Linked DNA regions of Homo sapiens: region 2 is linked to region 1. The links are chromatin contacts, found by Hi-C or POLR2A ChIA-PET in ENCODE. All regions are on one chromosome and are shown on one strand. The core of a region is the stretch at or near the end of the contact, and the rest is flanking DNA. Distances in the headings are between cores, read along the strand shown. Region 1 overlaps LINC01792 (long intergenic non-protein coding RNA 1792). Region 2 overlaps BZW1-AS1 (BZW1 antisense RNA 1).

Region 1 (4,880 bases), core at 1,009-3,508:
TCCAGGTGAAGGGTATATAGGTATTATTACTTATTGTACCATCCTTGAGACTTTTCTGTAGGTTTGAAATTTATTAAAACAAAAAGTCAGCTGGGCGCGGTGGCTCACACCTGTAATCCCAGCATTTTGGGAGGCCGAGGCAGGCGGATCACCTTAGGTAAGGAGTTCGAGACCAGCCTGGCCAACATGATGAAACCTCATCTCTACTAAAAATACAAAAAATTAGCTGAGCGTGGTGGCACATGCCTGTAGTCCCAGCGACTGGGGAGTCTGAGGCAGGAGAATTTGCTTGAACCAGGGAGGTGGAGGTTGCAGTGAGCCAAGATCACGCCACTGCACTCCAGCCTCCAGCGTGGGCAACAGAACGAGACTCCGTCTCGAAGAAGAAAAAAGAAAGTCGTTCTTGTTGTATTCCAGTGAGAGTCTGCTTCAGCTTTCCGACAGGCCTCACATCAGCAAAATGCCCTGGCGGTTATGAATGCTGGAATGACAGTCCTTTTCAAAGACGGCACAAACACCACTGTGGACTTCAGTGTCTATATGGAGGAGGTGGCCCTACTACAGTTGGTGCAAATAAATTCTGTCAGCAGCTTATCAGAAGGTGATTTATTAACTTACACCTCAAACCAAATAAAGGAGCACCGTGTGTTGACCCTACCACAGTTTTGCTTTCATGCTATTTTTCTGAAGTCCCTTATAGGATGAAAACCATGGAGCTCCTCTAATTCATACAAACTTCCCCACGGCAATGAAAATAAAAGTCTGAAGACTATGCAGCAATATAGATTTTAAAAATGGTTTTATACCAATCAACTATATCTTCATAATTGATCATTTATATTAAAATAATGACAGCATCTTTACTTCAGAACCCCGGTGGATATCCTGACATCTCCAAGAAACTCTTAGGTGTCCTAACAGACTTTCTTTTGACCCTACCTCAGGGGATGTACTCATACGAGGTCACTACGTTTTCTGAAAGAACAGAACAGCCAAGTGGAGCTGTGACTGTCTTTTGCCATGGCTTTCCTTTTTAATTTCCAACTGCTGTCATAGTGTCAGCTTTTAGGAAAGGATCAGCTGTGGAAATGCTGTATTCAAGCAATAATCAGAAAATACAATGGAATAACAGTTCCCGTTTATAGTAACAACCAAAAAATAACTCTAGGGATAAAATCAACAAAAATATGTGCAGGGCCAACATGAAAAGAACTTTTAAAATCTATTGGTGAACTTTAAAAAAAGACAAATTTTAAAAGGGAAAGACATAAGCCTTAGCTACAAGGACACAAAATATAACAGTATCAATTTTCTCTTATAAATTAAATATAACACATTCCCAATCAAAACATCAACAGTGTCTTTTAAAAACTTGATTTTAAAGTTTATCTAGAAAGATAAAAAATGTATAATAAGAATAGTCAAGAGGGGAAACTAGCCCTATATAATATTGAAATGTATTCTATTACATTAATACATGTCTAGTAGTTACACATTATAGGTACTGATACAGGAGGAGAAAAACAGACCAACAGAACAATGTAAAGTCCTGAAATAGGCCAGAAAGTCAGGTCTCATTAGAAGCAAAAATGCACTTCAAGTAAGCCATAAAATGGAGCATTTAAGGAAGAATATTGGTACAACTTGCAAGCCATTTTAAAAACAAAGAAACATAAAGCTGTACTTCTATTTCCCACTTTACAATAAAAATAAATTCCAGATTGATTAAAGTTTTAAATACTAAAAACTATACTAAATATATGCATGCATTTAAAAAAATCCATAGCCTAAGGAACATGAAAGCCGGAAGTTATAAAGAAAAGACTGATAAATTTGACTATATAACAGAGAAAAGCATTAGTATAAAAAGAAACGCATTTACAGCAAAAACTTTTCTAAATCAATAAAAAAAGATTAAAAAAACAAAAAAAGAAAAGTATACCCACTGGCAGGAAACTGGAAAAATAAACTATTTTGAGCCTCACTTAGAATTTTTAAAATGAAAATTAAAACAGCAATGAGATACCATTTTCCTCTATTAGATTGGCAACAATTTAAAATGTTGATAGTACCCACGACTGATTAAATTTGACACATTTTTTCCTCCGAGCATACTTTTCATGTAATAAAGTTACTGAAACCAAATACTGTATTCTTAAAAATGGTTAGGGTTACTAAGAAGCCAGCAACAGAGGGCAGCAGAGACCTCCTCTGGGGCGTCCGCGTAGTTCATGTTCCAGTTTTACAAAAGCAGCTTTTTCTCTGCTGTGGTCTCTGAGGTGTCAGAGTGCAGCAAAAGGGAAATGCGTCATCAGTTCTTGTCATCTCATTGGTGACAATGAGTAATCAGGTGGCGGTGGCGAGGTGGTGTCTCTGGGCCCTCTCTCCAGGCCAGAACGGGCACGTCCCACACGCGAGCAAGGCTTCTTGCTGTGCCGCCCGTCAGAGCCAAGTCTGTGATGGCGCCTCTGTTCCAGGTTGTTACAGAGCTGGGCAGCTCCTCAGGAAGTTGGCATTAAAGAGAGCTGGTGTTCAAAATCTGGATTTTCTTTTTTTTTTTTTTTTAACCGAGAGTCCTTTCCCCTCAATAAACTTGACAAAGGAGATCAAGGAAACTAGGAAACTACCAGAAATTCTCATTTGCATTTCCAAGCAAACGCCCAGCAATCTTAGTCATATTAGCTGCATGGCTTTGGGGTTAGAAAGGAGGTGAGGTTGGGAGGGGAAGATAAAGGATAAAATCAGAGTGAATAACACAGAAGAGGTCTAGCCAGCTGCCTTTCCTGCTTACAAGGGGCCACTGGGGCCAGAGCAGGCCTCCTCCCCCGGCTGTTGCGTCCAGGCTGTTTCCCACACTGTAGACCCCCTTCCTCCTTTGGTCCTCTCTGCCCTTCCCTGGGTCTCCCATTTCAGACCTTGCTGTGCTTCCCAGTCCCCCACATGGAACTCAGACTCCAATTTCCATCAGTCAAGGGCTTGCCTCTTCAGGCACATGTCCTCAGCTCCCACTAAGAGGTCCTCAGCTTTAGGCCAGCTCGGCAGACTGGGGAAATGGACGCCTCTGCACTGACCCAGCAATGCTTATCCAGATCAGTGTTCAGGGAGCACCTTTCTCTCTATGTCCTGTGGATGCAGGGTCTGCCTGGTCAACGGCAAAGGTGTCTTTATGCATCTTCGGGAGGTTGGCCTGTTACTGGGTATAGAGTTAGGGAAAGTACAGCCTGAGAAATTAATATAGAATGCATGTGTATATACATACAGACATTTTTGTGCTTTCTTTTTATAAAAGTAAAACATGTCCTTTAATGGACATTCGACAAATACAGAAGAATATAAAAAGAAAATCAAAATCTCCTGTAAACCTACCAGCTATATATGGCCATTGCCAAAGTATTTTTTAAATACTGTATTAAAAACTTGATTCTCATACAAATCTTAAGTAAGCAAATGTCAAAGATTTATTTAACTCGACAATGAGGGAACCAGCAAAATGATAAAACTGGATGAAAGTGAATTTGAGAGACTGAGCATATAGGCATGCCAGCACAATGACGAAGGTTGCTAGTTTAGGTAAAAAACCGGTTAATATCTTACAGGTAATAAAACTGTAACCTTTGAGGTTGCCTTCCTACAGGACAGAAATAATTTGATTCTTTACTAGAAAAGAAAATCTACATGTTCTTATGTAGCTTCACAGAGTCTAGCCCCCAATCAATAGTAAACAAGTTCAACAAAGGAACATTCCCTTAGAGAATGAGATAACCATGGAATGGACTTGCTAGACTGTGTTCCAAAATGCATTGAAAGGCCATTCAGTGAATCTTGTCTATTTTTCCAAGTTTTGGATAATATTTCTTAACATGCTATTATAATTTTAATAGACTTCCTTGTAATTTTAAGGATTATTAGGGTGTATATAAATATGTGAATACATAAAACACATTTTTTATTTTATTATTATTATACTTTAAGTTTTAGGGTACATGTGCACAATGTGCAGGTTTGTTACATATGTATACATCTGCCATGTTGGTGTGCTGCACCCATTAACTCGTCATTTAGCATTAGGTATAGCTCCTAATGCTATCCCTCCCCCCTCCTCCCACCCCACAAAAGTCCCTGGTGTGTGATGTTCCCCTTCCTGTGTCCAAGTGTTCTCATTGTTCAATTCCCACCTATGAGTGAGAACATGCGGTGTTTGGTTTTTTGTCCTTGCGATAGTTTGCTGAGAATGATGGTTTCCAGTTTCATCCACTTCCCTGCAAAGGACATGAACTCATCCTTTTTTATGGCTGCATAGTATTCCATGGTGTATATGTGCCACATTTTCTTAATCCAGTCTGTCATTGTTGGACATTTGGGTTGGTTCCAAGTCTTTGCTATTGTAAATAGTGCCGCAATAAACATACATGTGCATGTGTCTTTATAGCAGCATGATTTATAATCCTTTGGGTATATACCCAGTAATGGGATGGCTGGGTCAAATGGTATTTCTAGTTCTAGATCCCTGAGGAATCGCCACACTGACTTCCACAATGGTTGAACTAGTTTACAGTCCCACCAACAGTGTAAAAGTGTTCCTGTTTCTCCACATCCACTCCAGCACCTGTTGTTTCCTGACTTTTTAATGATCGCCATTCTAACTGGTGTAAAACACATTTTTTTCAAGATCACATTTTATATATATAATCCTACATTCTTTTTTTCAGATAATAGTATATCACAAACATTTTCCTATGACACTAAAGATTTTTCAAAACAGGATTTTTAATGGATATGTGTTTGTTTTTTATTCAAATGGATGTGCTATAACTTATTTAACCAATCCCCATTTGGGGGGACAAATAATATTCTGTAAATACTCTAAAACATAAATCTGC
Region 2 (4,880 bases), core at 901-3,400, 74 kb after region 1:
AACTCCTACTCAGCTTTAATCAAATTCAACAAATTCATTTGATCCCTTCCTTTCTGCATAGTTTGAGGTCCCAGGAATATAAGGTCCCTGCTCTCAAGGCATTTATAGTCTAGCAGGGAAGGAAGACAGTGACTGTGAATTATAAGTGCTTGGCTGACCCTGGGGTATACTACTACATCCCACAGAATAAAACCTTTCTGACTTAGTCTCGCTCTTTTCTTGAAGTCAGAGGGGTCATAGATGGGATCCCACTTTGGTTACTCGTCATGCAATTGTTCATTTATCTAACATATTTATTGAGTACCTTCCATGTGCCAGGCACTGCTGGGGAACTAAAAAAATAGTGGTGAGCAAGGCAATCTCTGCCGGCATAGAGCTTACATTCTGTGGGGGAAGCCAGACAGTAAGCAAGTAAACAAACGCACAATATAATTGCAAGCAGTATTGAATACTGTGAAGGAAAATTGAAGAGAAGGGAGCTAGAATGTGATGGAGAGATTATTTGATTATAGTTTCTTGGGGAAGTTCCCTCTGAGAGTGTTCACATTTGAGCCAAAGCCTGAATGAAGCAAGGGACCAAGTATAAAGCTGGCAATGATACAGTCCAGGCCAAGAACAGCTCATGCAAAGGCCCTGCAGCTTCAGAAGAATCAAAGCCACTTGGGACTAAGCAGCCCTCAAAAGTGGCCCTTTTGTGTCTGATTTGCCCCTCTGGTAGAAAAGTGTCTGATTTGCCTCTCTGGTAGAAAAATCTTACAATTGTTGTTCTCCATGGCTGAGAGATAAAATAGAATTTGTGGCCACACCATTTATTTTCACATCAGCGAGTGAAACCTGGATAGTCCTTCTTCCAATCAGCAACTTTCCTAGTCTTTATCATATGCTTTATCACACTTCAGGTCTACTTCTTTAGATCTTTAGTGACTATAATTAATTCATCCCCTTAGAAGCCACAGCAGGCCTCCTGAAGTTCTTATAGCCTGGCTGCTCACACAGACCAATTTCTAAAGCATCTTAGAACAAATCTGACCCCATATCAGAATTTACTCTTTTTTTTTTTGAGACAGAGTCTCTGTTTCCCAGGCTGGAGTGCAGTGGTGCAGTTTTGGCTCACTGCAGCCTCCGCCTCCAGGATTCAAGCGATTCTCCTGCGTCAGCCTCCTGAGTAGCTGGGATTACAGGTGCACGCCACCACGCCCGGCTAATCTTTGTATTTTCAGTAGAGACAGGGTTTCACCATGTTGGTTATGTCTCAAACTCTTGACTTCGTGATCCACCTGCCTCAGCTTCCCAAAGTGCTGAGATTACAGGCATGAACCACCGTGCCAGCCAGAATTTACATTTTTAATACATTTGATCAAATTACAACATGGTTTTTAATTGAAATATATAATGATTCACACTGGTACACAATGCTGTACTATGCAAATGTGTATATAGAAAGAGAGAAAGAATAAGAAACATATATATTAACAGTCTTTGCATTGGGCCTTTGAATGCCCTTGTCAAAACACAATTTGTTCTAATGAATAAGAAGGTCAGGGAGTCAGAGTGTCTGTATACTAGAGCATGAGTATTGAAAAGTTCAAGACCTCCTCTTTTAATAACCTCCTTATAGCCATAAGGTAAATAACAGCCCGACTAGATCTATTTCTTAAATAGAAATGATGGTAAAACACTCAGTACTTTTCCCTCGGAATTAAATAAAATAATGCATGTAAAAATACTGTGTAAATATGAGTCACTCTGTAAATATTAGTGTTAAGGTCATCACCAAAAACCCATAAACTGTTAATGACCTTCTTCAAAATATGCCTCTCCCAAAAGGCTTGAAAAGTGTTTCCACATTAAATCAAGTTGACCTGCTGAGGCCAGAATAAACAACAACTCTTCTAACTAGCAGCTTCATTTTCATGGGTAAATTAGCTTCAAAAAAGGCAGGCATTGGTAAGAAGCCTAAGGCATGTTTGTTACCAAAAAAATCATACTGTATGAATGAGCATTTACTATGTCAAAAGGTTTTTTTTTTTTTTTTAACATGTTTGGGTTTGTTTAACCTTAATCACAGCCTAATGCTGGCTGCCATTTTTGCATGGCTGTTTCTCAGGTGGTTAATTTCTGGTGAGGACAGTGTTGCTGGTTTCTACTCTGAGCCCAGCAGGTCAGTCCGGCTCAACTAGGCGTGGCCAGAAACATCATCTCTATGTAATTTCCTTTTCGGTGATGGGAGAAAGAAAAATATGTATTTCCTGGAAAATGTGTTTTGTACAGTCATCTTAAATTCCACAAGGGGAAAAAAGTAAACTTCCTTTAAAGATATACATATTTAACACTTTCATATGAGGACTTCTCCTTAGAAACAGTGATTTCATTTAAAAAAAATATATATTTAGGATTCAGAGACATGAAGGGTTCCATACCCTCAAAAATTAGAAAAATACTGCCTTGGAGAATGTGGAATAGGCAGACATTTTTTACATGTTATCTTAATATCACCAACAGCAAAACGTTATTTATTGAGTAATCACCAAATGTGGTCTATGTGGGCTGCCATAGTGGGAGGCCATGTAGAGCCAATTAACAGCTTCAGTTTCCATCTCCTGGAAGTTAAAATCAGACACCTCAGCTTGGAAACAGGTTTATAAGCAGGTTTCAGCTTACCCCACTTCTGAAGGGGCAGCCTGGAACACGCTGACTCATAAGAAATCTTTGCAATCATAACAAATGGCTCATGTCCTGCGTTAGGCTGACGCATGATCTTATCGTACCCTAGTGGGAAAAGTCCTTCATTCTTAGATCAGTCCTCAGTTCCAAATGGCCATGCCTGTCCTTCATAGAATCTGCTATTCTATGAGACTGACCAATGGCTAGTTTCTAACGGCCTTCACCTTCTTCCTACGCCGCAAACCCTAATACAGTCTCCATCCACGGACTCCCCTCCTTTACAGCACTGCGTCTCTCACATCCCCACGTCTCATTTTCCCTCCCTGCTTCTTTTGCATTTCTAGATGCCCAGACTCAGTGAGAACTGGCAGCATTAAAAGCGCCACCTGTTTAGTTCAGTATCTGGAGCCCTTCCTCCCTGCTGAAGGAGGAGAGGCACGTGAACATTTTGCATGCTGCCAGACGCCTGGTTTACCCACTCCTCTCGGGCAGTTCACTCCCAAACACTAGCCGTTCAAGATGAAGCCTGCTCAACCCCATACTCTATACACAGCCCTGGATTTCTCTGAGCTGGGGGAGACATCTACCAGCCCTACAAGACTGTATTCTATTTCTTGGGGCTCATTTACCACAACATGTGAAAACATGAAATCTCCAGCCTGTTCAGCTATAATCTCAGCTACAGATAATTGGTAGGGCCTTAGACCAGCACGGACATGCTTCGGTCACCTGGATTCCTTGAGATGGAACACAGAGCAGACTGCACGGCTCAGGACAGACTGAGAGTAGAGTCTCCCATGGTGTCTTCCTCAGAATGCTCAACCTATTGACCTGTTCCCATGAGACACATACACATACATGCATGCATGTACTCACACAGACACGCATGTACGCACACAGACACACATGCACACGCACACTCAGACAGGCATGTACTCATTCTTAACCACATTCTTCTAGCCTCTCATGCTGTCTTGGAAGAGGTTTTATTGGCTGTGAAACTGATTCCACATTGAATATGTTTGTCCCAGGATGCAGGAACTGAATCATTTCCCTGCAATGCTTGGTGACATTTCACAGAGTAGCCATTCTTACTCCTGAAGGGAGAGTCTCTGATACTGTTATTGAATGTATATTTTTGTATCTAAAAACTCTCCTATGTGATCTCTTCCTCCTTAGGTTTGTAGGAGCAGAGGAAAGGGAGAGATAGGGAGAACACCTAAAAGGGAAGAGGCAAAAGCTGGAGGCATTCCTCAGTTTAAGGGAGGAAATAAGAGATGCAGAATATAAAACAGGAGAAAAGAGAGCCATCTCATCCTGCCAAGGAGAAGAGTTACAATGAACTATTTTAGCTTAGTGCTTGAGACAGGCCCTGAGTAGAGTGAATCTGGGTTTCAATTCCAGCTCTACTTTTTTTTTGAGATGGAGTCTTGCTCTGTCACCCAGGCTGGAGTGCAGTGGCACAATCTCGGCTCACTGCAACCACCGCCTCCCAGGTTAAAGTGATCCTCCCACCTCGGCCTCCCGAGTAGCTGGGACTACAGGTGCACACCACCATACCCAGCTAGTTTTTGTATTTTTTGTAGAGACAAGGTTTCACCATGTTGCCCAGGCTGGTGTCAAACTCCTGAGCTCAAGCGATCTGCCCACCTCAGCCTCCCAAAGTGCAGGGATTACAGGCATGAGGCACAGGACCCAGCCCCAGCTCTACCTTTGATGCTTTATTTAAGTTCTCTGATCACTCAGTTTTCTTATCTATAAAATGAGGGAGAGGTGGGGTAGTGGAGAGAATAACTCTAGTTACTTTACAGGATTGTTGTGAGAATTGAATAAGATAATACTAAAGCAGTTGGCAGTTGTTGCACATAGTAAATGGTCAATACATATTGATGATGATGATGGTGAAGATGATTGAGTCAGGGATCCCTAAGACCACCCTTAGGTTTAAAGATTCGCTAGAAGTGGCCAGGCACAGAGGCTCTTGCCTGTAACCCCAGCACTTTGGAAGGCTGAGGCAGGAGGATCACTTGAGATCAGAAGTTCAAGATCAGCCTGGGCAACACAGCGAGACAGATAATTGGCAGGGCCTTAGACCAGCACGGACATGCTTCAGTCACCTGGATTCCTTGAGATGGAACATAGATCAGACTGCATGGCTCAGGACAGACTGAGAGTAGAGTCTCCCATGGTGTCTTCCTCAGAATGCTCAACCTATT

The links. Hi-C counts contacts between places; a loop is a spot of excess contacts on that map. ChIA-PET counts read pairs that join two places held with the same protein, here RNA polymerase II (POLR2A). Pooled maps may share reads with other maps.
Region 2: a map of PC-9 shows a loop between it and region 1 (10-fold over the local background). The contact joins two enhancer-like sites. A Hi-C loop is called at or near these places in 12 of 168 maps with a recorded cell type or tissue (CD4-positive, alpha-beta T cell, Caco-2, HepG2 and 9 more), 1 of 37 single-sample maps with no recorded cell type and 11 of 50 pooled maps. POLR2A ChIA-PET finds 5 or more read pairs at or near these places in 9 of 52 experiments (H1, MCF 10A, OCI-LY7 and 6 more).

What each region holds. Positions count from the first base shown.
Region 1 is chr2:200,710,938-200,715,817 of GRCh38, forward strand. LINC01792 (long intergenic non-protein coding RNA 1792) reads right to left here. Exons shown (of 3, transcript NR_037886.1): 3 at 1,368-3,193. It also overlaps the pseudogene AOX3P-AOX2P and the pseudogene AOX3P. Among named protein-coding and RNA genes, the nearest start is that of LINC01792, 22 kb to the right of the region's middle. RefSeq lists an enhancer at 2,178-2,457. Within about 2 kb of position 2,259, at least 35 of the 41 ENCODE cell types and tissues checked have a DNase peak (open chromatin) inside an H3K27ac peak, as active enhancers do; they include PC-3, PC-9, endothelial cell of umbilical vein and 1 more, where a contact is called at or near this core.
Region 2 is chr2:200,784,866-200,789,745 of GRCh38, forward strand. All of the region lies in intron 3 of BZW1-AS1 (BZW1 antisense RNA 1), which reads right to left. It also overlaps the pseudogene AOX3P-AOX2P and the pseudogene AOX2P. Among named protein-coding and RNA genes, the nearest start is that of BZW1, 25 kb to the right of the region's middle. RefSeq lists an enhancer at 2,444-2,960. Within about 2 kb of position 2,151, at least 10 of the 41 ENCODE cell types and tissues checked have a DNase peak (open chromatin) inside an H3K27ac peak, as active enhancers do; they include PC-3, PC-9, endothelial cell of umbilical vein and 1 more, where a contact is called at or near this core.